2 separate regions of the Homo sapiens genome follow, and region 2 is linked to region 1. A link is a loop called in an ENCODE intact Hi-C map of the cell type or tissue named here. Cell type or tissue: heart right ventricle. All regions are shown on one strand. Each heading gives the region's core, and the rest is flanking DNA. Links, peaks and the distances in the headings are about the cores only. Region 1 overlaps LRRC52-AS1 (LRRC52 antisense RNA 1). Region 2 has its middle 13 kb from the start of LRRC52-AS1.

Region 1 (15,803 bases), core at 3,149-11,148:
CAGTATGTTTTCCTCTTATCCCACCCCTCCCATCTGACCATCTCTCCTCATTGAATCTCCCAGTGAATTCTCATGTTGCTTTGACAACAGCTGGAAAGTGGGTGTGGGGGATGGTGAAGTGGAAGACTGGAAATACCACATCACCCTGTGGTAGAATTGCTGCTGAGATCCAGAAGGGAGCGCAGCCAGAATGAGATGTTAGCTTGAGGCTTGGAAACAGCAGTGTGGGATGATTTGCCCTAGAATTGAGGGGCTTCTCTTGCTCCTTTTCCTGATCCTTGGAATCCTCAAGGACTCTGAAAATAAAGGATATATTTCAGGGGACAGAGCTGGTATCTTTCCAAAAGAAAGGCAAGCTGATGGCAAGAGGCTGAAGCCTCCAGTCACAGCATAATTTACGATGGGGGCTTATCAGCCTGAAGGAAGCAGTTTGGGGGTGGCCTGTTTGGGTCTCTCCCCACAGGAATGCTCTGCTCAATCCTCCTGCTACTTGAAAAATGAAGTGTGGTGGACTAGTGGGGAGACCTCGTAATGCTTGGATGATCACACAGATTTGGATACGGAGCCTGGTTTCAGAGCATAAGAATGGACCCAGGCAATACCACTTAGGGAGTAGAGATAAATAATGGCAATTCACATAAGAAGATCAAACATATGACTTCAAATAACATGTTTTTTCTCCAGCTGAATTTTCTAGAGTTGAATGAGGGTCAGATTTGCATCCACGTATCTTTCCTTAGCTCAGCTCATAACTTTCTATGTTTTCTCCCGAGGGGGTATTAAAAACAGAGCTGCTTCACATGAATGTAATGGTTCCCATTCAGAACCCTGTCACGACTTTGTCTTTTCTCTATCATCTTGACAGGAAAATTATGCTCCATAGTTTCAAGGTCAACTGTGAGCTATTTGGGCTTGGAAATGAAATGAGACCCTTCGAAAGCTTGTCCCTCTCTTCATTCATATTTTGCTGATGTTTAATAAAACTCAGTTATTCTCCAGCCTGGGGTTGGAGGTCAGGCAGCCATAAACAGGCAGCCATAAACCTGTCCAGAAAATTTCATTAGGTAGAATTATTTTTTCTTTTTTTTTTTTCCTGCTATAAAAGGAAGTGTGTGTTTGTGTGTGTGTGTGGTTTTATTTTTATTTTTGGTTTCGTTGTTTTGTTTTTAAATTGTTTGCTTTTGCTTTGTGTTTTGTTTCTGGGGCTTTTTAGAGCTGGTCTTATAGCCTGAAGGAGTGCCTGGAAATGAATGTGTAAACAGTAGTGGCCTCTCTCCTTGGGCCCCAGCCTGCTCCTTTAACTTTCAGGCTCAGAAGCTGGAGTCCCCAACTCCCCAGGGGGCAGACTTAGCCTTGCCCTCAGCATTGGGGTTGATTTTATTCCTGGCTGAGGGAATGTCAGGGCACTAAGGTCAGGAGTGGGATGACTTGCTGCTGTCTGGTCATGCTCTGATCTGGTGCTCTCCATCCCGAATCACACCCTGGTCATAATGATCTGTCTTCAGCCCTCTTCCTGTTTGTCCTCTCTGCAGCACTGGCCCTGTTGACCATCACCTGCTCCTCCCTTGGTTTCTGGGCAACCACTTGTTTCCTAGTTCTCCTCCTACCTCTTCTTAAGTCTTCCAGCCTCCTTGGCAGGCTCTCCTCTGCTGTCCCTAAAATGTTGACATTCCCTAGGGCTCTATCATTTGTCATCTTCTCTGGATAATCTTCCTTATACCTGTAACGCTAATCACCAAGTCTAGGGTACTGGCTTCCAGCCACTGAACTACAGATAAAAGTTTCCAGGCTTTCTGGTCACGTCAACTGGTGTGCTCTTTAGTAGCTGAAACTTAATACATTTCAACATGAACTCGTTAACTTCTCTCTTGTCTTAGTCCCTTTGAGCATCTATGACAAATTATCATAGGCTGGATAGCTTATAAGCAATAGAAATTTATTTCTTACTTTTCCGGAAGCTAGGAGGTCTTAGATCAAAGTGCTGAGAAATTTGCTGTCTGGTGAGACTTGCTTCCTGGTTTATACATGACTGTCTTCTCACTGTGTCCTTACGTGGCAGAATGGGCAAAGACGCTCTCCAGGGTGGTTTTTTTTAATAAGGGCTCTGATTCCATTCACGAAGTCTCTGCCCCATGACCTAATCACCTTTCAAAGGCCCCACCTCCTAATACCATCACACTGGGGGTTAGGATTTCAACATATGAATTTTAGGGGGACACAAACATTCAGTCTATAGCACCTCTCAAGGTAGATCTTCTTGTAGTTTTGATTTTGATTGGTAGACTACCACCCATCCAGTCCCTCAGGTCAAAATCCCAGGGTTGTCCTAAACAATTTATTTTTCTTCATTCCTTGTGTTCAATTAATCTCATATTCTAATGTTTTTACTTCAGAAAATTTTCTTGAATCTTACCTCCCCTATCCATTTTCACTGCTACTACTTTGGTCCAAACCCCCATCCTCCTTCACCTACAAAAATACAATATTATGATTCTTAAACAAGCATAAGCTCAACAAATAATAAATGAATGAATGACCTATCTGGTACCAGACAGACTATTGTGAGAGTTAAATGAGGTACTTTATGGAATGCACACTCAGTAAAATGATTGGCACATAGTTGGGGCTTAATAAATGAGTTATTATACATTATATATAGGAAATATTTAAAAGCATGGACTTTGGACCTAGGCAGCCTGAGTTCAAATCCAAATTCCATTATGTACATTTATTATGTATATGATCTCTGTGCCTCCATTTGCTCATCTGTAAAATGGGGATGAATATAATAAGGCTGTTGTGAAGATTAAATGACTTATTTATGTAAAGCACTTAGAACAGTGCCTGGAATATAGTGCATGCCCAATATGTTAACCGTCACTATTATTGTTATTAGTTTCCTGTTTCCTATCTTTTATAAGTCAACATGTCGGCTTTATTAGAGGAAGAAAGTTGAGTTCTTATGCATGGCACCCTAAAATTACATAGAGAAAAAATCATCACCTAGTTTTCCCCAAGTAAAAGTCATGTCTATCAGTTATGAATTTCATAAATGCTGAATCACAGTCTTTTTTCATAGTACAGTGTTTCTAATAGCCCTTTTGGGTGGGTGACCAGCCATCTTGGTTTGCCTGAGACAGTGGAGGCGGGCGGGGGCGTGGGCAAGGGGGTTCAGTTTTCTGGGATGGTGGACTTTCAGTGCTAAAACTAGAACAGTGTTGGACAAACCAGGATAGTTGGTCATCCTGTTTTTTATGAACTTCTGAAGTTCATCTTCCAAACATAATTCCTCAAGCATATTTCAAAGATGAAACAAAATATAAGAATTAAGGTGAGGGAGTTGAATGGAAGGTTGGGGACATAACCTAGGAGTCCTCACGTACCATCTTCAGTTCTTATCCATCAAAATGTCCACTTTAATGGGATTTCTGGGACAGATGAAGGATTTTTCTTACCGGTGAAAAGAACAACTAATTTCTGGCATTGTTCTGAAACACTGCAGCTCTCTTCAGCGTAGTGTCTGTATTGAGCAGCCAGCTGAAGTCCAGTTTCTCATCCCTCAGGCCTTCTCCTCTTCAGATGGACTGCAGGGGGCCACGAGACTCCAGTGGCAGCCGCTCAACTCTGAACACAGCCACTGCATAGAGGGTTCAGTGAAGTGAGTGGGGTTGTTACTCCCCACCAAGCAGTGAGTGGCTTTCTGCTGTTCCACTCCAGAGGCCTCACCTCCTGTGTTTTTAAACTCCAGTTTCTGTCTTTCCCTGTTGGCACCAAACTTATCTTCATAAAATATAAATCAAATCACATTATTTCCCCATGAAATTTGTTGACGCCTGTGGCTAGTGGGATCGGTGCCAAATCCTCAGCTTACTCTGTAAGATCTTTCACATTCTGGCCCCCAGCAACTCTCAGCACTTCTCCTGGCACTCCTCAGGTGACCTCTGCTTTAGTAACCCAGGACTCACCAGTGTTCCTCAAAGCTCACTATGACTTTTCATTAAGTCAAGCTTCTGCATGTGCTATTTTCTCTGCCTTGCAAACCCTTTCCCTTGCTAGGCAAATTCACACTTGTTCCCACATAAAAGATGATCTCCTCTGTGAAGGTAATCCTTGGCTCCCCTCTGGGTACCTATAGCACTTTGTTCAGACCTTAAAGAAGTTACTGCTTTGCATGAGAACACATTTGTACATCCAACCCTCCCTGGAGGCTTTGAGCATCTTGAGGGACTGGACCGCTGGTGTATTCTTCTTGGAATTCACTGTGTCTAGTACAGGTCTGTTGAATGATGGAATAACAGCAGCAACAAACCCACATCCACGACAACAACAGTTAACCTTGACTGGGAGCATTTATGCTGTGCTGAATGCTTTGCTAAATGCTTTACAAGCCTCAGCTCAGTCCTTTAAGGAAAGTGACACTACTACCCCCATTTTTTGGTGAACGTAAGTGCTAATTTGGTCAGGACCTGGAGTTCATCTTTGTTTTGCCTAGGGAACAAAAACTTATGAGGCTTACACATATCACCAATAGAATGTTTAAAAAAAAACTTTAAAATACTGGAGTATAACTTTTTAAATCCATTCTAACATGTTAGAGGCTCTTGCTTTCATATGCAAAGAGCTGATGTGCCAATCATAAATTCAATCTAACTGCTAAAGCAATCTCCAAAAAAAGAAAAATTGTTTAAGACGTTTCCTTAACCCAATGTCACTTTTAGCTTGTATCTGAAAGTTATAAAAGTGTTTCCTTGGAAAATATCCTTAGTGAAGGTGTTTAATGGAGCCACCTTGGCCTTGCCCTGGTTAGTATGAATCAGGCTTAAGAGCCATCGATGGCTATGCCTCCTACTCATTTCCCAGGCAATATCTATGTTAGCCTTTGCCAATGCCAGTGCTTTGTACCACATGCCCTGCTTTGGTGTACAATTTGAAATGCCGAAAGCACTCACTGAAAACTTAAGCCAATCCACAAAATATGGCTCTGAGAATCCTTCCCATAATGGATTCAGTTATAGTTTCATCATTCTAGGTAATTATAAAGGATAGTAAAGATAACTATAATTTCTTAAGACCCTCTTATTTTTCAGCTGTGCATTGCCTCAAACCCCATATTCCATTTACAGAGGAAGAAACTGAGGCTCAATAATTTGTGTAATTTGTCTAAGATCTCCCTGCAAGTGAACGTAGAACTTGGGAATGGAACCAAGATTAGTCTTCTAAGTCCTATGTTCTTCACCAGTGAGCTACACAGCCTTACGGTGCAGATAGCACAGCGTCTGTGGGCATCCAACACTCGAATAGTTTGGAAAATCATCAGCCTGTGTTCCCCAAATGAGATCTGGTGCCTCTTCTTGGCCTCAGTATTTCTAGGGGAATTCCACATTCTGTGTTATCAGGGTAGGTTAATCCTAAAGGTAACTGGGTACTCGTTCACTATTCTGTAGGGTTGGAGATTTCCTTTGGACATTTTCCTTGGGCATGGTGATGAGTGGCACCAGGGTAAGGATGTAGTGGGCGACAGCTGGCATAGTAGCCTAAGAGCAGGGTAACTGGCTGACCTGCTTAGTGGGCCATGTTTCAATCTGTCCCTGATCTTTTCCTAAGCACTCTGTTTCTATCTTATTTTGTTTCTACTTCTGGCATGATCTAGACGAATCTAATGATGAATAATGACAAAACTCAAGAAATGTTCTTATTACTATGATTTTTAATCTTGAAAATGAGGATTATGTGGGTAAGCAGAAACTCCAGGCCAACTCCATGTAAAGACCTGGGTGGCCCTGCTAACTCTTTCGTATACTGAGAAAATCTTGGGTTTACAAAAATATTGCAGCAATTTGAAAATAGTTTTCTCCAGGCTATAAAATTTACCTAACTAAAACCAATCTAATCCCTTGATCTAAAGATCAAACTTTTTGCCAGGTATAGTTTTACATTGTTATTTTAACCTTCAGGTGGGAAAGCAATTGTTTCTGTAGAGAAACTGTCTCCATAACCAAAAGGAAGTGCGGGTGGAAGCAATTAACTGGACAGTTCGGTCAATTAACTCAGAAACTTACTGACCAGAGTGTTCAGAGCTACCTACCTTTATTCTGGTTTTAATTTTGTAATTTATCAGAGTCCAGAATTTCAGTCTGGATAACTTTTATTTAAACACTTGATTTCTGAAACTGGCCTTGAACTAGTGCTTCTTTGGACTTTTTTTTTTCTCTTCTCCCTTTGGTTTGCTCTCGACAGCTGGAATGAGAGACTGGATGGCGTTGAAATGAAATGCTGGAGCCATCCATCCATGTGCTTCCAGGGTGGCTTCCTGGCTGTGAGAACACAGTGACCCTGTGAGGCCAACATGGACTCGGTTCTCCTGACATAACATGGCTGGAGGAGCTCCAGCTCTGGGATGTTATCTTGCTGTTTTACACTGGTGGTTCAGCCAGCCCATGGGAAACTGAACTTGGGCTGGGAGACCTGGCAGCAAATCCAAACTGAAATAAGAATCAGCACTTCGAGTTCAACTGTGAAACAAATGTGGGCCCAAGGCCTAAATGCCCGAAAGACATAGGGAAGGGTTGAAGTGGAATAAAGAAAGCTTTTGGTGACACTATGGGAAGGGCTATTGAGTATCTTCTCAGGACAGTACAAAATGTCAGAGGCACAGCATATTTCGAAACCTATTTTTAAAGCTGCTTTAGATTTTTTAACTTGATGGATAGATATATTCATTTTTTAAAAAAAGAAATGGTGACCCTCTTAAGAGGCAAAGTACGAGCCTCAAGTGTTGTGGGATGTATCCATCATTGGTTACTAAGTTTTCCAATGGCTCAGACACTCCCAGAAGCGAAGACTCCTGAGCCAAAGGAAGATGAGAGCTGAAAGGAGCATCGAGCTCATCCAGTGCAATGCTTCTCAGCTTGTGCCCACTTTGGATTCACTTGGAAATATTTTAGAAATACTGATGCCTGGGCCCCATTCCAGACCAGTTAAATCATACTATCTGGGAGAGATACCCAGAAAGTGGTATGTTTTAACACCTCCTTAGGGATTCTGCTGATCAACCAAGGTTGAGAAGAATCAAACTAGACTCATTTTACATATGAAGAAATGGAAACCCAGATATTGAGATAAAAAATGTTGCCCAAGTCACGTAGCTAGTGTCAAAACCTGACTCTTAATAAATGCCCTTATGTCACACTAACTTGCCTCTCTTTATTGTGGTTTTGCCATAAATTAAAAGTATACTTGAAAATGTTAGTTTACAAAGTAATTTTAAGAAATGGATTTCATTTTAAGGAAAACAGTGATTCAATGGCCAATACACTGATGCTTTCTGCATGATCTTCAGACCAGTCTACATGTTTATTATGCTTGGGCCTTTGAGTCAAACACTGGCTCCTTTTCTGCTTCTCCATTGTCAGCCTAGCATGCTTGAATTCTGTTTCTCCTCTGGAAACCTTGCACACTACTTTGATTCACCTTGTTAATGGGAAAATGGAAAATACTCTCTACATTTTTTTTTTTTTTGAGATGGAGTCTCACTCTGTCACCCAGGCTGGTGTGCAGTGGTGTGATCTCGGCTCACTGTAACCTCCAACTCCTGGGATCAAGCGCTTCTCTTGCCTCAGCCTTCCGAGTAGCTGGGATCACAGACTTGCACCACCATGCCCAGCTAATTTTTGTATTTTTAGTAGAGACTGGATTTCACCATGTTGGCCAGGTTGGTCTTGAACTCCTGACCTCAAGTGATCCACCTGCCTCAGTATCCGAAAGTGCTGGGATTACAGGCATGAGCCACCGTGCCTGGCCCTCTCTACGAATATTTAGCTGGTGATACGTTTCTACCAGAGAAACATTTTTTTACATAACACTTCATGTGGGAGCCATGCGTCCAAGAGAGACATCATTTTGGGTGAAGGGCACATCCAGACATGTGCCAGCATTACCCTACAAGATACCTGGTTATCAACTAAATGTCTACATTGCATGTCAGCAACCATCCATGGAAACTTACTATTTTTTATCCAGCTCACCCTGTTTGCCACATTCCAATTAAAATTCATAGCCAGGCTTACCCAAAATACCATTTAATCACATTTTATAGACAAAACTTCAAGGTGTTCAGGTCCATGTATAAAAATTTAAATGTCTTCTTGTATTAAGAAAAGGAACAATCTATGATCCAAATTTCAAGATATTTAGAAAATTGCCTTATCCAGACTAATGGTCCCCAACTCTGACCACATTAGACTCACCTGGGGAATTAAAAAAAAAATACATTGATGCCTGGGCCCCACCCCAGAGATTCTGATAGAATTGGTCTGGAGTGGACCCAGAGCACTAATATTTTCAAATGTTCCTCAGCTGAGTCTCACAGGCAGCTTGGTTGAGAACTGTTGCACCTGACTGTAAAAGAGGGCTCTGAGCTGGGAACTTTTTTGCTGTGACCTTATTGCTCTAGCATTTTTATTTCATTTTACATATTCAACAAATTTATGTTTAAGAGGGAAATATTTTTAAAATACTTCTTTGGGTATCTTTTCTCCCAATAATCCATACACTCTTCTCTTCACCTTGCAACCTCATTATGGCTAAGGCAGAGATTTATCACCCCTGGGAAGGAGAAGCTGGGTTCTGCCAAGAACGGTGATTTGCAACCCTAGATGCCCTTTAGAATCACCTGGGGAGCTATAAAAAAATTGCCAGTGCCTGGAATCCACTTCAGACTAATTAAATCAGAATTTGGGGGGATGGGCTGAAGGATTACTACTATAAAAGTACATCAGGCTTAATACTTTTTTATTATGCAGCTAACATTGAGAACCATGGATCTAATAAGAAATGACTTGTCAACTTAAAATAAGATTCTTATTTCTTAAAATCTCTCATGTTCTAACCCAAACTTTTAAAATTCAGAGAAAATAATTTACTTACCTATAGCTGGAGGTGATAGAGGTTATTGACAATATGATTTTATGATTTAATCTAATATTTATTGAACGCTTACTATATGCAAGGCAGATGTAATTGAAAACACCTCCTGGAAACTTTTTTGTTTGTTTACTTTGGGTCAGCTAGAAGGAGCCTGGGGTGAATGTATGAGTCTAGGTCCCTGCAGGAAAGAGATGGCACACTCAAACTGGAGATATGGCATAACAGTGCTAGATAAGAATTTGGCTTTGATACTAACTAGCCACACAGCATCCTAATGTTATTTTGGAAATTTCTGTTCTGATTTTCCTAGATATAGAGGTGTGACTTGGGCACCATGGAGGTAAAGATGCTCCTGAAGATATTTAGGAAAGTAGCTAGGGATGGTCTCCAGAATAAAGAAGAGATTTCCATTCATTCAAAAAATAATTTATTGGGTGACTATCATGTATAGACACAGGGCCAGGTGTTAGGAATCTAAAATAAAGACAGAATCCCTGCCCTCAAGGAGACTAGTTTCATGGGGATTCAGGAAAACACATAGAGGTAAATAGTAACAAGGTTTACCTGGAGGTTGTGGAGTCAGCTTTCTGGAGTCTCTTGAAAGTGGCTCAGTTGCTTTTAAAGAGAAGGATTTGAGTATCTGCCAAATATTTGTGAGTTGTGCATGTGTGTGTTTGTATGTGTGTGTGTAAACATACATGTGCATGCTTGTACACACATTCTTCATATAGAAAGAATTCTTACTGGGGTATAGTGGGGGAGGAACGAGGGAAAATCTAGTAGCTTTTTTCTTAACATTTTTTTCTGGTGTGAACATAAGCAGAAACTCAACACAGCACAGGCTGCGAGGGAAGGAAAATTCATCAAGTCTAAACTATCTTCTCTCTTCTGGCACAAAAGTAAGTGACATCAACAGGATGTGGGGTTTCAGGATGAGCCTTGAGTCCGATGAAATGAATTAAACCTCACAACTCTTTGGAACAGGAACCTGTTTTCATGTGAGTTCCCCAACAGCTTTTGGGGGAGCCTTGAAACAAATGGATTTAGCATCTGGAGATTTTTGGTAGGTTTGATTTGCTTCTCTAACATCCGGTACTTTTGCAAAAATCTTTGAACACAGAAAGCTAAACCAAAGCCCAGGAGGAGGCAAGTGTCCAAGAACATATGGAAGCCTAAGAGGTGAATATGCTCCTCTTTGCCTCTGTCATGATGTACATCCTTTCAGCCTTGACTTTTAGCAAGTGACATTTAGCAGAGATGTGAGGGTCTGTCACTCTGACATTTGACAGCTATGAAGATTCATTCTCAACAGAGCAATAGTTACGGGTTCAAGGGGCAGGCTGGTTGGCCTATTCTAGTTTTTGTGAGGGAGAAACAATACCTTGGGAGATCGATTCTCTAGTAATATGTATTTGGTTGTTGTTCAACCTCAGTGAGACACAGAGACTGAGATGGGTCCCAGAAGGAGTAGGGAAGAGGGACTGAAGAGGGTCTGAGTGAGGGATGGAGGTGGTTGTTGGCATTTATTTAGGAGCATTGCAGAGTTGCCTTTTAAAGATCTCTTTAAAGACAATAGAAAGGAGTAGAGACCGATCCCTTTATAACGTGGGGGTTTAGCATTATCTCATTTTTGATATGCAGAAGGATATCTCATTATTGTGTTGGATGCCCCTTAAATGCTTCAAACTTTCTTCCTGAATGTACCCAGGGCAATTTTGGGGGTGTTAATGTGGCCTCGCAGGCAAAGGGAGATGAACAGGATGACCTCTTGCGAGGTAGTCCTAGCATCTCTAACCCTACGGTTGTCAAGTCTCTGACACCATTCTGCTTCTGACGTGTCTCTTAAACTTCAAGTGACCTATATTTAGGAGATTACGTAAAAAGTATTGAAAGCAAATGGCCATTCTGCTCTAAGGTCAGAGTTCTGCTGTGGCTGATAATGCTGCTTTGATCTCCAGGCCCCTGCCTGTCTGTATCTATGGTATCTGTCAGCCAGCTTCACTCTGGACTTGACCTTTTGCTGGCCTAGACCTGTGGTTACTGTCAGGGGTCTAATCTCTTAGCATGTCACCTCTGGCAATTTTTTAAAAAATCCCCAAATCTTACAATTCAGATATCTCAGATTTTGCTTCAGCCCATTGCAAAGTCTTTTCGAAATTAAAAAAAAAAAAAAAAGAAACAAAACAAAATAAAACAAAAACAAGAGGGCAAAGAAATGGTTTTAAGAGGAAATTTCAACAAATGATAAGATCGATGATGCAGTAACAGCAGTTTGTTTGGCAAAAGCCTTATAGAAGGCACATAGAATCATAAATGAATTCGAATAGAGCTGGGTAAAATTGAGAGATTATTTGTTCCAGCACCCTGTTTGGGGGCAGGTGACCCTCCAACAATCGAAAATAGATGCTTATCTTTTGTCCTTTTGAAAATTTTTGGATGTGCTTTCATTTGATTTGCTCATTTTGATATTTCATAACCCTGGTAGCCAAAAACTGCTTCCTCATATTCAGCTGGAATCTTTGCTACTTAATTAAAAAATCTATTTTCCATCCTGTGGCAATTTCGGTTATTTTTTATGGATCTCTTCCAGATGTGTACATGGTTTTCACAATGTGGTGAACTAAGTTGGACATGATACTCTGATAAGGGTCTTACTGCTGTAGAGTATATTGGAACCACTGGGCTAGGATTCAGAAAGATTCTAGCTCCTTGCCTGCCAGGAACCAATGATTTGACCTTGGACAAGCCACTTCCCCTGTCTGGACTTCATGCTCTTCATCTCTAAAGTGAGAGTATCTGACTACATGATCTCTTAAGATTTCTTCCAGCTCTGATGCTTATGTTCAATAATTTTGCTAAAATTAACATACCTCAGTCAATGAATCTGTGCTTAGCATGTAATAGATGGATAATAAATGTTTGCCAAACTGAATTAAATCATAGGAATTTCCACTGAAGTTTCCTCTCAGTATGTACTAAAACTTTTAATCACCCTGGTGTCCTCTGTCCCTTCCAGGAAGGATGTATGTCTTTTATAGAAATCAGAACCAGCGCACAGTGGTGAAGTTGCTGTCTTCCCAAAGTGTCACAGGCACCAGCATTGGAGGAGTGAGGATTCTCAGGTTTCACAGACAATCAGGCCCAAACTGTTTCTAGTCACTTCTCTACTGCCTTAGCCAATCTATTAAAATGCCTGTGTGATTCTGGAAAGAAAACAAGTGCCCATGAAAATGAGGTTATAAATACATCCAATTATAAATATATCCCATTAAAAATAGATATTGACAAGGAGCTCCAGATAGAGTTGTCCTCAGCAAACTGAGCTGAATAGAACAAAGTGGCCTATTATCCAGAAAGCAATAATACTTTCTTAAGTGATTCCTTAATAATATCTTTGGAGTTATATATGCCTCATAACTAGCTACTAAATAGTGTTGGTGGTCAGTTAAGAATTGGACTTGAAAGGTCCAGTAAAGATAGAATTAGGACTTAATACATATTTTTCCTCTCTATGTCACAGGACTTATAAACCCCAGTGACTATATTGCTGGGAGGACTGAGCTGACTTTCGAAAGTGAGAGTGGCATGCAGTCCTTAACATCTCTGGTCTTTAACAACTCCCATGGATACCCCTGGCCTGGTGTGAGAGAGAACCACAGACCTGGAACCAGACCTAGGCTTCTACCTTGGGTCCTGCATGCCCTACCTCAATGATCTTGGTGACATGGCTTGGCTCTTTGTCCCCACACAAATCTCATGTTGAATTGTGAACCCCAGTGTTGGAGATGGGGCCTGGTGGGAGGTGATTGGATCATGGGGGTGGTTTCTAATGGTTTAGCACAATCCCGCTAGTGCTGTCTTGTGATAGAGTTCTTTTTTTTTTGAGATAGAGTCTCGCTCTGTTGCCAGGCTGGAGTGCAGTGGTGTGATCTCAGCTCACTGCAACCTCTGTCTCCCAGGTTCAAGCAGTTCTCCTGCCTCAGCCTCCTGAGTAGCTGGGACTACAGGTGCGTGCCACCATACCCAGATAATTTTTTTTGTATTTTTAGTAGAAATGGGATTTCAGCATGTTGGCCAGAATGGTCTCGATCTCTTGAGTTTGTGATCCACCCACCTCGGCCTCCCAAAGTGCTGGGATTGAGTTCTCACAAGATCTGGTTGTTTGAAAGTGTGTAGCACCTCCCCTTTTTCTCTCTTTCCTGCTCTGTCATGGTAAGACGTGCTTGCTTCTCATTCGCTTACCACCATGATTAAGTTTTCTGAGGCCTCCCAGCCACACTTCCTGTACAGCCTACAGAACAGTGAATCAATTAAACCTCTTTTCTTTATAAATTACCCAATCTCAAATAGTTCTTTATAGCACTGTGAGAATGGACTAATACACTTGGGGAAACTACTTAACCTCTTTTGAGCCTCAGGTTTGCATTAACAATTAAATGAGGTAATATGTGAGAAAGCAGCCTAATATAGTGTCTGGCAGGTGGGAAAACTCAAATGTTAGTATCTTGTAGTAATGGTCTGAGGTCAGGTTGTGATGTAGGAATGAAACAGCAGTGATTTAGCTGGCATGTGTTGAGGCCCTCCCGGGACACCACATTCAAATTGTATGGGAGCTCTTTCCCCAGTGTTTTGTCTGCTAGGGTTGCCATGATAAAGTTTCACAATGGGCAGCTTAAACATGAGAAATCAATTTTCTCACAGTTCTGGAGGCTGGGAGTCCAAGCTCAAGGTACCAGCAAGGTTGATTTCCTCTGTGGCATCTCTGCTTGGCTTACAGATGGCAGTCCTCTTGCTGCCTCTGCATGGGGTCCTCTCTCTGTGCACTCTTGTTCCTCGTGCCTCTTTTTGTGTCCTCATCTCTTCTTTTTATAAGGACACCAGTCACATTGGATTAGGGCCCACCCCAACAGCCTCATTTGAGCTTCATCACCTCTTTAAAGGCCCTATCTCTATAGTCACATTCCGAGGTACTGGGGTTTAAGATTCAATATAGGAATTTAGGCAGGGGGATACAAATCAGTCTATAAGAAGACCCAGGAACTCACTGAGACTACACGAGGAGCTTAAATCACAGGGCTGTGTGGTTTTGCAGTGCAGCCCCGTTTGTAATGTATGAAATTCTATGCTCAAAGCTAGTCTTCTTCCTTCCCCCCAACTTCCTCTTCTTTTCCTGGTAGGAAGACTCAAGCGAACATCTCCATTTTGACAAGTATATATTTCTTCTTTCTTTGCAGGGATTCTTCACCCATGGTTGCTTAGGTTTATAAGCAAGGAAGCTGAATGAAGTCCCTTTCCTCTCTGGATGAGCCCCTGGGTTTCTGGAAGAGTCTTAAAATCACCCCTAAATGGCTTCCAAGCACTGAAGCCCGAGATGTTAGCTGGCCTGTGTGAGGCCTTGAGACAGAATGCCACAGCCACACCCCAAGGATGCTGAAGGGGATTTCCCTCCTCTGTGGTTTTTCTCCTTTCTTCCCGCAGCACTCCTCCTACGTGGTGAGTCATCCAGAACTCCAAACACACAGCCAGCTGTTTGGAACACAAGAAATAACCATAGCCAGAGGCATCTTGGGCCCAAACTCTTCTCTCTTTTATTGCTCATTTCCCAAGTCACTTCCTTTCCCCTCCCCTACTTTCCCTCCCCGTTCTTCTTAGGACTTAACACAGGTGTCTGGAGACATTGGGTCTTTGTCAGTCAATGTCAGACCTCTTCTAACATTGATATTTATCAAAGTAACGGTTACATCATAGCCCTCTTTCATATACTCGGAGTATTGTTCCTTCCTTCCCTACCTTCCTTCCTTCCCTTCCTTCCTTCCTTCCTTCTTTCTTTCTTTCTCTCTCTCTTTCTTTTCTTTCTTTTTTTCTTTTCTTTTCTTTCTCTCTCTTTCTTTCTTTCTTTCCTTTCTTTCCCTTCCTTCCTTGCTTCCTTCTTTCCTTCTTTCCTTCCTTCCTCCCTCCCTCCCTCCCCTGTCTCCCCTCCCTCCCTTCTTCCCTTCCTTCCTTCCTTCCTCCCTCCCTCCCTCCTGTCTCTCTTTCTCTCCTTCTCTTCTTTCTCTCTCTCTTTCTCTTTCTTTCTTTCTCTCTCTTTCCTTTCCTTCTTTCCTTCCTTCCTTCCTTCCTTCCTTCCTTCCTTCCTTCCTTCCTCTCTCTCTTTCTTTCTTTCTTTCTTTCTTTTTTCTTTCTTTCTCCTCACTCTGTCACCCAGGCTGGAGTGCAGCTGGAGTGCAGCTGGAGGGATCCCAGCTCACTGCAACCTCTGCCTTCCCAGTTCAAGCGATTCTCCTGCCTCAGGCTCCAGAGTAGCTGGGATTACAGGATTGTGCCACCACACCTGGCTAACTTTTTGTATTTTTTAGTAGAAACAGGTTTTCGCCATGTTGCCCAGGCTGGTCTCAAACTCCTGGGCTCAGGCAATCCACCGGCCATGGCCTCCCAAAGTGCTGGAATTACAGGTGTGAGCCACTGCGCCGGCCTGCGTTTGTTTCTTAAGGTGTGATCACTTTCCTTGTTGAATCTAGAGTATTAGCTAATATCTAGAATGTTAGCTTCTCATGAACAGGGATCATACTGTATCCTCCATGGCCAATGCTTTACACATAGTCATGCTCAAACACTTTTTGAAGAAAGCAATGAAACTTTTAAGAAAAATATTATTCTCTGAGAGGTATAGGCTTGCAGTTAGCTTTACAGAAACTTGAGGAGTCCGCTGAGTTATGTAAACCTGGAGTCACAGTGTGCCACTAGTACAGGTGTTGCCAGTTACTCTGGTGATACCATTTCAGACACTAAGCTTAGCCACAGGTGTGGTTTATTTTAAAATATACATATAACTTCTTTTGATACTAAAATGTAAAGCAGATAATCACATAAATTCATTT
Region 2 (15,803 bases), core at 5,222-13,221, 100 kb before region 1:
ATAGGTGTGAGCCACAACACCTGGCCCAGTCCCCTTCATTTTGCATATGAGGGAAAAAGAGGAAACCAACATTTATTGAAGTAGATATTTTACATGTTACAAATCCTACAAGATGGATATTACCCTCATTTTATGGACAAAAGGATGCCACTCATAGAATTAATTAACTGGCCTAAACATACAAGCTATGTGCTAGGGGTGGGATTAAAATCCAGGTCAGTCTACTGACTCCTAGGCCACTTGTCTTTGGGTAATAATTCCTTAACAAACATCCAGTCAGGCACTGCTTTCTCAATTTTAATGCCCTAATCTATTTCCTCTATAGAAGATCATATCATCTAAAAAACTCAAACTGACTACTCAGGAAACTCTTGAAGATTACATAAAGTCAATCAACAGCCTTCTGTTACTCAGCCCTGTTGGACCCCAACGTGACTGGTGAAATGGCCAAACCAGTGGACTCTGCTGCATGCCTCACTTAGATTCCACTGAATGTGTGACTTGGAGATGCAGTGGAGGAGCTCACTTTTCTATTTTATTTATTTATTTAGTTTTTTTTTTTTGAGACAGAGTCTCACTCTGTTGCCCAGGCTGGAGTGCAGTGGTGTGATCTTGGCTCACTGCAACCTCCGCCTCCTGGGTTCAAGCGATTCTCCTGCCTCAGCCTCCCAAGTAGCTGGGATTATAGGTGCCTGCCACCATGCCTGGCTAATTTTTGTGTTTTTAGTAGAGGCGAAGTTTCACCATGTTGGCCAGGATGGTCTCAATCTCTTGACCTCGTGATCTGCTGGCCTCAGCCTCCCAAAGTGCTGGGATTACAGGCATGAGCCACCGTGCCCTGCCGAGCTCACTTTTCTGAAGGAGGAATTGCCGAGTACAGGACCAACAAGCAGGGTCACCTGCGAGTAAAGGGAATCCATGCTGAAACAATGAGAATTGAGACCTATTGAAAGAAAAGAGGAACTAGGGAAAGAGGACCACTGACTACGGAATGTGGGAGAAGAAAGGCACGAGGGTGTTTGCAAAGACAGCTTTTAAGGGTGCTAAGTTGTAAGAGGGCAGGGCAGCAGAGACAGAGCCCTTATGCAAAATGGAGTCACTTGGGAGGAAGGGAGTGCTCTGTGGCTGTTGTCCTATGCCACCTTGTGGCCACTTATCACTTCTCATCAAATGTTCCACCTTCTCTTATTCACTTTATATTTCTAATTACTCCTATATCCTGGAAAGTCAGCGTCACTTGAGTTTCACCCACAGCAATGCTTAATTTCAGTGGTGGATCTCAGGACACTGATTTCTTTGGACTCTCCTTGGTAGTGTGGAAGGAATTGATTGTGGAATACTGAAAGTTACGAGAGAAAGAGGTGGAAAGCAGTCAAGGTTCTCATATATTTCTTTTTCCACTGTGCTGCTAACATACTCATAGAGAAGCTATTGTAGAGAATTTCCACTATCAATGGATGACAATTCATACTGACCCTTGTATTAAAGTAGAAATGAAAATGGATTATGATGCTTTTACTGAATTCTAAGCAAAAGCTTGTTTGCTTAATTAATGTCCTGGACACCAAGTAGAGCCTATAACAATAAAAGAACAAGTAACTATGAGAAAGAATGCCCCACTGTCTTTGCTCAAAGAATGGTTGTATCAGAGACACTCCTGTGGTGGCAAGCTGCTGTGGGTTTGGGATTATGGCTCTAGAATAATAATAGTTAATACCTATTTAGCACTTCCAAATGCCAGATGCTATTCCAAGCACTTTATATAATCAACCTATTCAATTGTCACAACAACCCTGTGAAGTTGGTGCCATTAGTATCCCCCTTTTACGGACAAGGAAGCTGAGGTTGAGTAACTTGTCTAGGGTCACCACATAGTAATCACCACAGTGGAAATCAGAACCCAGGAGTTTGTGCCAGCAACCACTAGAGTGTTCTGTCTTCCTTATACCCATGTTCTATTTACAACATCGAGTTCACATACGTCTGAACTCTGGCCCTTCCTCTGTGTATCCTACTATTTCTAGAGTTGTCTGCCCTACAGTGTCACTTCTCCTGACTAGGAGCTTTTGAGAAAAGGCTTTCACTTCAGCTTTTTCCACTCATCTTTGTTCTCCTCTCACCGCCTCTTTTCCAAACACTCAAACTATACTGATTCAGCAATGAATAAGAATGTCCAGGATATTGTGATAGTTTAAAAAATGATGGAAGAGTAGGAGTTAGGGAAGGTGAACCCTATTTGAGCCTTTCCTCCCCAAGGTTTAGCATGCAGAGAGCCATTTAGATGGCTACAAGGTAACATCAGAGAACAACATACACCAATCTGCCAACATCGTGGGGAGTGATACTGAGCTCTTAAGGCCAGTGGATCTGAGGTCCAGACGTTAACAATCTTCCTTGTCCCCTTAAATGGCTTGAAAGCCTGAAATATAATTCACCTAAATTCTAGCAGCTAGAGTGACTTGAAACATCAGTAAGGTAGACCAGCTATATGAAAAGAGGAAAGGAAGAGTCAGGAAACAGCAGAAGCCAAAAAACTTTCTATTTGAGTTGTTAGAAAATTAAAGAGAGTCGGCCGGTCGCGGTGGCTCACGCCTGTAATCCCAGCACTTTGAGAGGCCGAGGCGGGCGGATCATGAGGTCTGGAGATCGAGACCATCCTGGCTAACACGGTGAAACCCCGTCTCTACTAAAAATACAAAAAGTTAGCCGGGCGTGGTGGCGGGCGCCTGTAGTCCCAGCTACTCGGGAGGGCGAGGCAGGAGAATGGCGTGAACCTGGGAGGCGGAGCTTGCAGTGAGCCGAGATTGCGCCACTGCATTCCAGCCTGGGCGACCAGCGAGACTCCGTCTCAAAAAAAAAAAAAAAAAAAGAAAAAGAAAATTAAAGAGAGTCAGCCTGCTGTTTCTAGTACCCCTTTCTCTGTTATACCATTTCAGAGCTCTACGGAGAACAAGACGCTAGACTCCTAATGAAGATAGATTCCAGCTAAGATTCAAAAATAAAACAAGAAAAACTCCCGAGGGACCTATGGGGAACTGACTGGGCAGAGCTGCTCAAAGATGTGAAAATTATAGTAACACTGGTTTTATAAGTCAGAGCCCAGATCATCAAAGCACAACGTAACATGGGTATATCTCCATAATGGAAAAGGAAGACCTTTCCTTTTATTAATAATGTTCCTGGAAAAGCAACTCTATATATAGGGAACTCAGAATTACAGCACCCTTTGTGTAGTCAGAAACAAGCTTGGAAGTGAAGTAAAAACAGTATAATAATGTGAGCAATGGGAAGCGACTTCAGCAGAATGGAGGCAAAGCCATTGTGAGAATAGGAGAGATTCAGCCAGGCACCTTCAAAAGAGAAGGGAAGGGGGTGACACAATGATTTGAAAAGTACAAAGATGTAATGTATGTAGGGCTTTAAAAATTAACATTGTTTTTCCTTTCAGAAAATAGACAAGGTCTGCACAGCTAAGAACAATTCCATGTTTTATGTGCATTTGATGAAAAAACAACTGAAGTAAATCTAAAATAATTCTGACGAAGAACTGACCACAGTCTATGACTCCTGAAGGTTTCTGAAGAATGTAGCATACATGCTCTGAGTGTTGATTGGATGCAGATTCTTTGCTGGTCATTCAGGCTTCCTTCTATCCTTTCTCTCCTGGGCCTATGAGTTAAATCAGCCATAAGACTGACAAACACGCAGCTTGGATTTTCAGGGACAGGACTAATTTAAACCAGCCACTTTCTCCACAAGTTCAATAGCTTTTTTTTCCATCTTGTATCCTGATAATGGACCAGAAAATACAGTCCTTTTATCCATGAAACAAAAGCTTGCAGAATTTTCATTTCCTTCTATTTTCACCTCCATTGGTTCAGCTGTTGTCTTTCTTCTTTCAAACTTTTCAATTATTTCTTTTTTCTTTCCTCTCTGTTATCTTTCATTATTCTCGTATTTTCCCCCTGAAACTCTAGTCCTTGCTAGGTCTCACTAGTGTGCAGAATGGGATTGGCAGAATACCAATCACCTCACCTCACCTTCCCTCCTCCCCTCTTCTCCTCTCCCTTGATTTCCCCTCCCCTCCCACTCCCTCCTTTCTTTCCTTCCTTCTGACGGTATTCTCTTCCCCAGAAGCAGCATTTTCTTCTTCCACTCAGAACCTTACTTCACCAACATGCCCACGCCTTCCCTGAACCTACAAAATTAGTGAGTTTCTCATGAGACCTGCTGCAACTGTCCCCACCCAGGGCTGTCATTACTATTATTGGGTTGTTTTGTTTTTCGATCTCAGGAGCAAACTCTGGAGTCGAGATCCAGTCACCTCCTTCAGCACACGACGGCAGGGTACCCGCAGGGTGTGATCTCAGACACGCAGGGGAGGGCTCCGTGGGCCCCTCGCATATCCCAGCACTCTCACTTCCTGGGATTTCTCTGAAACCATCCTTTTGGCCCCACAGGAACACTCGACTTAAAAGTCTCGGCTCCTCCCTTAACTGGAAAATTGAGCTTTAGTCACTAACATCCATTTCACACGCCAGGGGAAATACAGCCCCCTTCTCCGTCCTGTTTCTGCACCCTAACCCCGCCCTCCCAGGCAAGCTGACCACTCAGCTCGGGCGTGGCAGAGCCTGATTGGTGGATCACAGAAAGCGCGCTAGAGAGGGCGGAACTCATTGGGCAGACTCTCCGCGCTTGGGAAGTGCAGTCGCTCACGCAGGGACTTTGACTGCTGCTCTGGGCGGCCTGTTGCCACAGCAACCGTTGAAGCTCTGGGCTGCTGAGGTCGCCTGGCAGCGCGCTGAGCCCCACGCAGGTCCCGGGCGTGCCAGGGACACAAACCCCAGTTCCTTCAGAAAGCCTTCCAGATCGACGAGGAGAGATGGTATATCCCCGATGGCTCCGCCTCGGCTAGCCGGGGGAAGCCCTTTTATTCGTCATCCCCAAAGCATTCTTATTATTCACCCTTAAAGTAAAAATCCACTTGCTTTTGACCGGGGCACAAGAAATACTTTTATTTTATGAGTCAGTGTAATTGTTTAAAATAAGTAAGCTCTGAAAAGGTCGGCAATCAGCCTTTCTGTCACTTCCCTACTTTTGGCCTTTTATATGAAAAACAAAAACAAAAACAAAACAAAACAAAAACAAACAAAAAACCTTTCCTGATGTTTTTTTATATACTTGCTAGACATTTACATTTTGTTATTTGGGTGCTTACAGTGTGTTTCCGCCCACGTAGAGAGATTACACCACGAATCCCTTCCACCTTCTGAGGAAGTAGGTGCAGTTTACCTACTTTCCATTTTCAGATATGTTAAAAGAAGCAGAAAGAGTAAAGGAATATGTCGAAGTTACTCCCGGTGGGATTGGGGCTGGCCGTTGTAAGGGACATTCCCACCATCTCATTTCGAACCACCTTGGTTTACAGAGAAGAGACCTGGTTTTCTGTCAGAAGGTGGAGGGTACTGCTGGAGGAAGTGGGTAATAAGCAGACAAAAAGGGAAAGTGGGAGAATGTACCCGGCATTCTTGGGTATCCTCAGTGTAAAAATATTTTCCTTTCCCGAGTCGTTTTTATTTTATTTTTATGTATGCATGTATGTACACATTTTAGCAAATAGTCAAAAAGCATCTGGAACTAAGTAGATCAATAAGCTGGTTGGTGCCATTTTCTTTTCTTTTCTTTCTTTCTTTCTTTTTTTGAGACAAGGTCTCACTCTGTCACCCAGGCCGGAGTGCAGTGGCGCTCTCAGCTCACTGCAGCCTCCACCTCCTAGGCTCAAGTGATCCTCCCACCTCAGCCTCCCAAGTAGCTGGGACTACAGGCATGCGCCACCACACCTGGCTCATATTAGTATTTTTTTGTGGAGACGGGGTTTTGCCATGTTGGCCAGGCTGGTCTCGAATTCCTGAGTTCAAGTGATCTGCCCATCTCGGCCTCCCAAAATGCTGGGAAACACAGCGCCCAACGTAGGGCTCAAACCCATGACCCTGAGATTAAGAGTCTTATGCTCTACCAACTGATCTAGCTAGACACCCCGTTTTGGAATTTAAAAAGAAAAAGAAAAAAATATGACTGTTAAAGAATGTACTGGTTTTCTTATGTAACTTGGAAAGTGATTCCAAAGAGGAATTCCATGAACGTTCTGATCAGTGTGGCAGCGTCACTTGGAATTAGATATGTAGCTATAGGGAGTCCTTTGAAAGACAATGCTCATTTGGGTGTCTAAATTTCGATAATTAAAATTAGTCCATCTTTCCTTCTTTCTTTCTCTCTCTTTCTTCCATCTTTGTCTCATTTTCACACAAAGGATTTGGAGAAATGGCTTAATAGAGTCATTTCATTTAAAGCTACTTTGAAATATAAACAATAAACAAACATGAAGTGTATTACTATTATTTTAGGCATTGCCAAATTTATTACTGAAGTTCTTACTTCAGGTGAAACCCCATCTCTACCAAAAAATACAAAAATTAGCTGGGCGTGGTGGCACACGCCTGTTATCCCAGCTACCAGGGAGGCTGAGACATGAATCACTTGAATCCAGAAGGTGGAGGTTGCAGTGACCCGAGATTGTGCCTGCCACTGCACTCCAGCCTGGGCTACAGAGTGAGGCCCTGTCTCAAAAAAAAAAAAAAAAAAAAAAAATTCTTCTTAGTTATCACTGATTATATCCTGTGGTATTCAGATTAAAAGAGGCTATAGGTATGTCACTGAAAAAAATTATACATCTAAAAATAGAAAACATTGAACAAAATAATTTCCTGTTGACTTTGTAATTTGAGAAATATATTTTTTAAAAATTTTATTTCTGCAACCTTTTGTAGGGATTCCTAATACTCTCTTTAAATTTTTAGTGCCAATGTTGTTAATGAAATGTATAGCTTGAATTGCCAGAATTTGGGGGTTTTTGGGTCAAAAAGAGTCAAATATTTGCAGTTTCATATGATTCAACCTACTATGTGAGTAGGGAAATTTTTATTTAAAAATATTTTTGAGTTAATCCTTTTTTGATATGTGATTATCTAATGTATTGGTTTTATAAGTTAAGATTTTATACACTTACAGCAGGACCCACTTAGACTTTACCAGACTTTTCTGTTTTGCACATGTGTGGTATGATATCCTGACTAGAAATTCAGGAATTTAAGGGCAACCAGAAATCTTTCAGCACATGTCTTTCACAGCATTAACCACAATCTTCCCTGACAAGTTGGAGGTTACTGACTTTGAAACATAGCCAGCTGCTGGGAACTCAATGTGTATTCTTTCCATGACCCTTAGAAACTGGCTTGTTTCTTATTAATGATTTTTTTTGTTTTGTTTGAGGCATGTTATGGTCCATTTTTTTTTTTTAGTTAATTTCCAGATCTTCTGCCATTCTTCTGGTACAACTCATTTTCTTTGTGGTGGGTCTTAGCAAAAGATACCGTGTACAGAAAAGGGGCTTCTGGAAATTATCATGTTTCAGCAACAAAATTGTTTAAACATCTGACAATCATTTACAACCAAACATCTCTGGTCTCATCCATGGAAAATATCACACATAGCAGAGAAAATTGAAAAGAGCTGGCAGAAGATATCTGTTGAGTTTGTATTGTGCACTATTCAAGTGGGTTCCTAGGAAACCTCAGACCAGGGTTTTTTTTTTTTTTTAACTTCAATTTAACTTATTGGGTCTGTTCCCTTATGCTGAAAGTGGGGGATCAGAGTCTGGTTTTGAAGGCGAACTTGAGAAATTAATTAGTCCATTCTCCTCCTGTCTGGAAACTCGGCATCATGATTGACATAGACCCTGACTCCAAGGGGCAGATGGAGGCTCTTTGAAATTCTTGGACAGGCAGAATGTCTTCTGCCATCCCAGAATGTGCTCTGCCTGCCCAAGAACCCTGCTCATGAAGTCCAGTCTCAGGTACCACTGTGCTGAGGGCTCTGTAGAAGGAGCACCTCCATATGGTTTGGACCAATTGTTTGTCATCCTAGGGAGTAAGCCTGATCTTTTAATTCCTGGTTAGAAACTTTGACTGTATCTTGTCTTTAGGAGTCCATTGGCCTGTAGATTTCTCTAAGTCCATTTTTCCAGGATTGTTTTTGATAAGAAAAAGTTGTAAGGAACCCTGGTTAGCCTGAAAATAAGCCTTCGAGGTAAATAGGTTTAATCCTAGGATGTGACTAGCCTTTGGTTCACAATGACATTTCCATCTGCTTTAAAGACATTGAACTAGGTAGGGGTGAGAAGATTCTGCAGCGTCTTAGGAACATGCTTCTGAGGGGAATAGTAATAGCTCAACTTTCTCTAATATGAGAAATGTGAAGTTATTGTTGAGCCTGATAGAGCATATTCTTCTAGTATATAAATCACACTATTATTAATGTAATCTGCAGGATAAAAAACTTTGGGATAATTAGTGAACAAATCAGTCACTCATAAGGCATACAACCAGAGAAAATCAGGCTTCATTAGTTTGCTCACGATGAGAAGCTCCCGGTTAATAATTATAGTTGTCTTAATTGAACCTCAGATGGCAGTTTTCTGCCTATCAACTGAGCAGGAAACAGATTTTGGTTTCATGCCTGTGATCTTATACTAATTAATGTATGAAATGCGTTTCTTTACAAAAGCATGTTTGCATGTCTTTAAACCGGCGCTATCCAGTTGAAATACAGTGCCATCCAGACATGTAATTTAAAATTTTCTAGTAGTCCTGTTAAAAAATAAAACAGATGAAATTAATTTTAATGACATACTTTATTTAACTGGATATAGCCAAAATAGTGTCATGTCACTGTGTAATCAATATAAAAATAATTAATGGGATTTTAAAATTTTTATATGAAGTCCCAGAAATCCAGTGTGCATTTTACATGTACAGTGCATATCAATTTGGACTAGCCTAATTTCAAGTACCAATGGCCATATGTAGATAGTGGCTGTTGCTACTGTACTGTATCTATAGTTAGACAGAGGATTTTAGAGGGGAGAGAAAAATGGGGCAGGAAGGAGAAAGGAAAAAAAAGAGCCCCTACGGGTTAAAGAGAATCTGTGGCACCAAATCTCCCGGCATAGGCATCCCCTAAAGCTTTGGTTTCCTTTATTTAACACCCCAGCAGGAGATTGTAATCCGAACAATCTTATGTACTCAATATTTGCCTTAAAAAATTTGAAAAGTGAGAATAGGTGGTTTTGGTCTGTTAAAATGAGAATGGGCTTTTGTGACAGGGCAGACAGACCTGAGTTCAAACCAGCCCTGCTGGGTCTGAGCTGTGAGCTTATGCAAATCTGTACCTTTTTTTGGCTACACTCTAATAATAGGGACCCAATAATGGAGACGAAAATGCTAGTCTGGCAGGGTTTTAGTGGGGATTAAATTAGATTCCTTATGTGAATGTACCTTGTTGAGTCAGTGTGTGGTGTATGGGAGGTGCTCAGTCTCCTGGTGCTGTTATCTTCCTCTTACTCCATCTGTTTTTCTAATAAGGGCGCTTTTCTTAGCCTTTATTCCCTCTATTCCCTCTTTCAGGATTTGAACTGATTTCCTACTCCACATTCACAGAATTAAGGAAAAGTACTAGAGTACTTACTCCTTCACATTCATGACTCTACTTTCCTACTCTACATCCTCAGTTTCTGCCGCACCCCCTGCTCATAGGATTTAGTTGTGATTGTGTTAGGACTAGAAAAACCTTATTGTTGAAGCACCAGTAATGATGGTAATAACAATTCAGTGACTACCTATTCCAAATCCATATGAAATTTTCCATTAAGTCGCTCTAAATTTGTTAAGACCAGCCGTACTTCCATTTTTGGTCGATAGGTGGCAGCATTGTCTAAGTCACTGATCTCTGAGCTGCTGGTCTGTCAGCCAGTTTCCTTTTTGGTGCTACAATTGTAATTTTCTATGGTTCATTTTCTTAACCTGGAAAACTTTTTCTTTTCGTCAAAAAGTCTAGGGTAACTGGCTGGGCGAGGTGGCACGTGGCTTGTAGTTCCAGCTACTCAGGAGGCTGAGGCAGGAAGAATGCTTGAGCCCAGGGGTTCGAGACCAACCTGGGCAACGTAGTGAGACTCTGCCTCAATTAAAAGAAAAAAAGTCTAGGGCACCAGACTACCATGCCAAGGTGCCTATTAAGCCCCATTGGGGCTGGGTCCCTGGTAGGGGCCTAGGAGGGTGATGGCAGGAAAGAGCACTTTCCAGTAGGAGATCCCCAAGGGTCAACATGTGAGGAATGAGAGTGGAGAAGTGGACCCAGAAGGCTGGATGAAAGCTGGAACAGCTTCTATAGACAGAGACTGCTGATAGGCATCAAAGACTGGTCTTCTGGCAGGTTCACTGTAATAACTGGGAGCGGTTTTATTGCTCTCATCCCCCCTTATAAGATGTGTCATCTTTAAATTAGAAGAATACATTTGAAAAAAATATTCTGTGTTTTTAAATATTTTGTCACCTGGAGTTTCTATGCATCTTCTCTCCCCTCAGTACAATGAGAGTTGGTATTCTGAATGACAATCTTAGGGAATCGCATTATCCGACTATTTGAATTAAAGAGAGTCTAATTGTATTTGCAAACTTAAAGTTCTTACAGGCTTTCTTTTGCATTTCATCAGGTGAGTTCATTTGACTTATTTGGTGTGGATCAAGTGATTAACCAGAGAACATTTGGAGAATGCAGGAAAGATGCCATAGACAAAATAAAATGAAAGAAAGCTTTGGTTTCTTTGATTTAACACCCCAGCAGGACATTGTGATCAAATATCCCATTAGCTTTAAAATGCATGTATCTTAGAAAATAGGATAGAAACTATTAGTTATTATTCCAGAGGATGGACTAAACCAGAAAAACTTTTGAAGTCAAGCTACATGAATTCTATGACTGATCATGCTAACAAAAAAGAGAGCAGGAAACCACTAGGGTTATCTTGGTTTGTCTGTATTCAGTCATTTATTTATATATTAAAAAAAATTGGGCCGGACACCGTGGCTCATACTTGTAATCCCAGCACTTTGGGAGGCCGACGTGGGTGAATCACCTGAGGTCAGGAGTTTGAGACCAGCCTGGCTAACATGGAGAAACCCTATCTCTACTAAAATAATAATAATAATAATAATAATAATAATAATAATAATAATAATAATTGGCCAGGGGCAGTGGCTCACACCTGTAATCCCAGCACTTTGGGAGGCTGAGGCAGGATGATTGAGTCTAGGAGTTCAAGACCAGCCTGGGCAACACAGTGAGACCTTGTCTCTAGAAAATATAAAATTAGCTGGGCATGGTGGTGTGCACCTATAGTACTAAGTACTATGGAGGCTGAGGTGGGAGGACTGCTTGAGCCTGGAATGTCAAGGCTGCAGTGAGTTGAGATTGCGCCACTGCACTCCAGCCTGGGTGACAGAGAGAGACACTATCTCAAAAAACAGAAACAAACAAACAAAAAACCTAGCCACGCGGGGTGGCTCAAGCCTGTAATTCCAGTACTTTGGGAAGGAGGTGGGAGGATCACTCGAGCCCAAGAGGTCAAGGCTGCAGTGAGCTGTGATCACACCACTGCACCCTAGCCTGGGTGACAGAGCAAGAACATGTCTCAAAAAAAAAAAAAAAAAAAAAAAAAAGGCCGGGCGAGGTAGCTCACACCTGTAATCACAGCACTTTGGGAGGCTGAGGCAGGTGGATCACCTGAGGTTGAGAGTTCGAGACCAGCCTGGCCAACATGGAGAAACCCGTCTCTACTAAAAATACAAAAAAAATTAGCTGGGCCTGGTGGCGCATGCCTGTAATCTCAGTTACCCAGGAGGCTGAGGTGGGAGAATCGCTTGAACCTGGGAGGTGGAGGTTGTGGTGAACCAAGATTGTGCAGCTGTACTCCAGCCTGGGCAACAAGAGCGAAACTCCATCTCAAAAAAAAAAAAAAAAAATTAAGTACCTTCCATGTGCTATGTATTGTGATAGAGGGAGGGCAGAGGAAGGAGAGTTGAACAATGAATGAAGCACAGTCCTTACTTGTAAGTCCTTACAATTTATTGGAGAAGAGAGACAAGCAAATCAGTAATTCTAATGTGGTAAGTACCACCATAGGGAAATACAATTTGTTATAAGAAATAGAGAGAAAGCCACTTACCTGCCCACTGGTAGCCAAGAAAGCCTTCACAGGGAGGTGACACAAACTGTCTTAAAAGGCAATAGGAATTATCTGAATTGGGTATAGGAAGTTGGAAGAAGGCTATTCGAAAGAAATGTGCAAAGACCTTTATATTAGGTGGCTCAATATTTGTGAGGAACGGCAAGTACATTGATATGAAGCTGAACCACAGGGTGTGAGTGCATTGGGGAATGAGAGAGTGGTGGGAAATGAGTTTGGACAAAAAGCAGGAGTGAGATAATGATGAGGTTTTCATGCCATGTTTAGTAGTTTGGCATTGTATCTTATAGGATTTGATGACAGATGGATGTGGGGGTAAAGGAGTGGGACAATTGTGGGATGATTCCCAGGCTTCTAATTTGGATGATAGAATGAATGTTGGGAATACAGAGGGGCAGGGTTATGGGAGGTGAGAAAGACAATGAGTTTACTTCGGGACTTTGAGGGATCCTGCCCAGGTGACAACTGACTGTGTAGAACTGGCTATCAAGAGAGAGATCTAGATTTCCAGTTGCAGATTTTGTTCAATAATAATTACCATTTACTGAGGACTTACACTGTACCAGATTTCATATTAATCCTCATGTTAAATCCTCTTAACAACTCCATAATCACATTTTACAGATGAGAAAGATCAAGGTAGGTGACTTGTCCAAAGTTACATGGCCAGCCAGAAGTAGGGCTGGAATGTGAACCAAGGCTGATACTACTAGCATCTGCATCCTTAACCACTGCTTTCTGCAGGAGCCATCCACATGGAAGTGGTAACTGCAGCAACAGGTATAGATGAGACTTCAGGGACAGGATGTGCAATGAGAATAGCAAATGACTGAGGCTGCAGTTCTGGAGAATACAACCATTTGTGGGACAAGTAGGAGAAGAAGAGCTCATACAGACGGAAAGAATTGCCACAGAGGGAAGAGGAAAATGAGGAATGGATACTGTCTAGAAACCCAAGAGGAAAATTTCAAGGAGGAGAGGGTCAACAATGGCAAATACCACAGAGATAAGGTAACTGGGACTGAACAGTATCTTTGGTCTTCCAAAGATACTTCTGTGACTTCCTGACACCAGGCCCACATTTCCAGTGGATGACCAAACATAAGCATTTGGGATTTCTACAGGCATCTTCACTTGCTGAGTTCCTTTTCTGTTGATAATATTATTATCTTTTCAGACATCCAGAATACACCCATCAGGATTATCTTTCATGTCCTTCTTCCACATGAGCACCAATGAGCAAATCATGTTGACCCTAACCTGACAACATTTCTCTCATCTACCTCCTCCTCTCCTTGCCTTCTCTGACACCACAGTTCTTTGCTTTTTACCCACATCACTGTATTTCTATCCTGATTAGTCTTCTTGCCTCTGCTCACATTCTCCTCTAATCTGCCTTGCCCAATTAATCCTTCGGAAGCCTCACCCTTGGCATACCACTCCCCAGCTCAGAAACCTTCAGTGGCTCTTTTTTATGACATAAATTCCCAATTCCTATTGAAAGCCATCTATAAAATGGCTGTCACTTATTTTTCTACCCCCCTCCCCAAATTATGTGCCTTGCAGCCTATTCTCCAGCCAGACTGAAACAAATGTGTTGTTTCCTGTGTTTGTTTCCTTAGATTCATTGCTTAGAACGATCTTTCCACCTGGATGCACTTTGCTATCATCTTTCAGGTTCAAATCCTGCCTACCCTTCAAAGGTCATCTCAAATACTATTTTCCTCTGTGAAATTTTTCTAGACTCTTTCCATCAGAGATAATTTCAGCCTCTCTGAACTCACATGAGTGTGGCACTTTATACCCCTCTTAGGGCAATTAATGCTTTCTACCTTATTTTTTTGGGGGGTGGGGAGGGTTATATATGTCTTAGTTTTTGAAGGCAAGGTCTATTTTTAAACTACTTTTTTATTTCTCACTTTGCTTGCCACATGGGTGTTCTATATGCAGGTGTTTTTATTGAATATTTATTTATTGAATGAATGGACAGATCTGGCAAAGAGAGCATTTCAATGGGTGGTTGATGTCACTGTCAGAAACTGTGCAAACTCTGGATATTTCTTTCTTAATTATCTCTTTAGATAGAGACTCTCTAGTGCCCTGACATCTCAGCTAGATGGTAAAGACCTATATCTAATGTTTGAGAAAAGTTCATTTTGAGTAGTGTCAGTGTCTGTGACAGAAGGGTTTAAGCAGATATTTGGTTTCTCAGATATGCTCTGAAGAGCTACATTTTCTTATTTGGGGAAAAATCTGCAGTTCTCTAGGGTATCACAACATCCAGTATGGTTATTTTTGAAATGTTTAATGTAGTCACCCTCTGCAGAGGCAACGTTTAGAATGCGCCTCTGAAGGTGGGTAGACAGCAAGGTAAAAGGAAAAGGTGCTTTTCTTTGGAATGGAATCCTGGATCTCTTGGAAATGTCTTCATGTTTGGTGACTGTATACCATTTCTAGATTTTCCCTTGACTCATAGATAGAACCAGATTAGGGAATTAGAAGCCATAGCCAGGACACTGGACCCAGTTTGGTGGTGCCTGTCTGTCCTGCTCGTGAAATTCAATCTGGAGTATGGAGTTTCCATGGATGAGCCTTCTATCCTGCATGGGTCTCTTTGGCCTTCTCTGGCCTTTGAGGTATTTTCTTCTCTAGCCACATGTGGATGAGCTGCTTGTTAAGCAAAATGCAGTGGAACTCAAGGGAAACATCAATGGAAAATGTCATATGGCATTATGTTTATTTAGGTTTCAATGTCAAATTTAAACTTTATAATTTGAGCACGTGGACAGTTGGAGTTCTTAGCCTCTTACCTGCTTGGGCAGAGCTAAATTGATCCTTTGGGCTAAAAAAAGACTATTGAATTGCTCTCTTTGCTAGTTCCTATGCCAGGCAAATAATCAACAACAAATTTAATTTCTCTTGGTCTTCTTTAATGAAGATAGCATATCCTTCCCAGATGCTTATACCCAACCTTTCTTGTCTATCTTTTTCCCTCTACTCAGTGATGGGTTAGCCAAGAGGCAGCTGTGAACCAAGGTAAATGCCACATCTTCATCAAAAGGTGAAGCACAGCCCATCCTGGAGGAGGGGAGGAAAGGATACCCACCACCTGCTGCATTTCTTGAGCAGGTGCTGCAGGGGCTGTCTTATTTTTTTTCATGCCTGGGACATAGGTACTCATATCCCAAATGAGAAGCTCAAAGATTAAGAAGGTCCTAGCTATGGGTGCCACCCTCTGTCAGCTTGAATATCACTTTGTGCTTTCATCCTCTCTCTCTTTATACCGCCTTTTACCCAATCTCTGACTTATTCACAATTACACCTTCCTACATGGAATCTAAAGGGATTGATTTGGAATCATTTTCACTGCAAATCAGTAAATTCACATGTGCTCACAATTTTTTCATATTCTATTTTAGAAGGAATGGTTTTGGTATTTTTGTGTAAGCACTCTAGTGCTTTTCCTTAATTCTTTGTTTCTTTGGTTTTGAGTTCTACATGCCTTTCCCTTCTAATTTGACCCCATTTATTTCCTGTCCTCTTTTAACCTGTGCCTGATGCCTTTGCCTGCTATTCATTAGAAACTTGATGGTGACAAGGGTCTTGATTTATAGAATAAGAAATTAGATGGGACTCTCTTTTTAAAAGGGGGGCTCAAGTCAGA

Evidence for each region. A loop is a pair of places that touch in the nucleus more often than their neighbours do. Peaks named below come from ENCODE experiments on the same cell type or tissue, not always from the same donor. Only the 100,000 strongest peaks of a DNase experiment are listed, where the experiment ranks them.
Region 2: it touches region 1 in a loop (2.0-fold over the local background); 4 of 110 quality-filtered maps call a loop at or near these places.

Annotation. Positions count from the first base shown.
Region 1 is chr1:165,480,964-165,496,766 of GRCh38, reverse strand. It overlaps LRRC52-AS1 (LRRC52 antisense RNA 1), which reads left to right. Exons shown (of 7, transcript NR_026744.2): 6 at 14,160-14,418. Among named protein-coding and RNA genes, the nearest start is that of RXRG, 44 kb to the right of the region's middle. In heart right ventricle, for the core only: no CTCF peak of the experiment used is centred there; a DNase peak (open chromatin) is centred at 6,386; H3K27ac peaks cover 4,029 bases.
Region 2 is chr1:165,587,144-165,602,946 of GRCh38, reverse strand. It overlaps the pseudogene TRK-CTT13-1. Among named protein-coding and RNA genes, the nearest start is that of LRRC52-AS1, 13 kb to the right of the region's middle. RefSeq lists silencers at 412-572, 6,557-6,764. In heart right ventricle, for the core only: CTCF peaks have their summits at 9,605 and 9,806 (motif pointing right); a DNase peak (open chromatin) is centred at 9,806; H3K4me3 peaks cover 225 bases; H3K27me3 peaks cover 1,358 bases.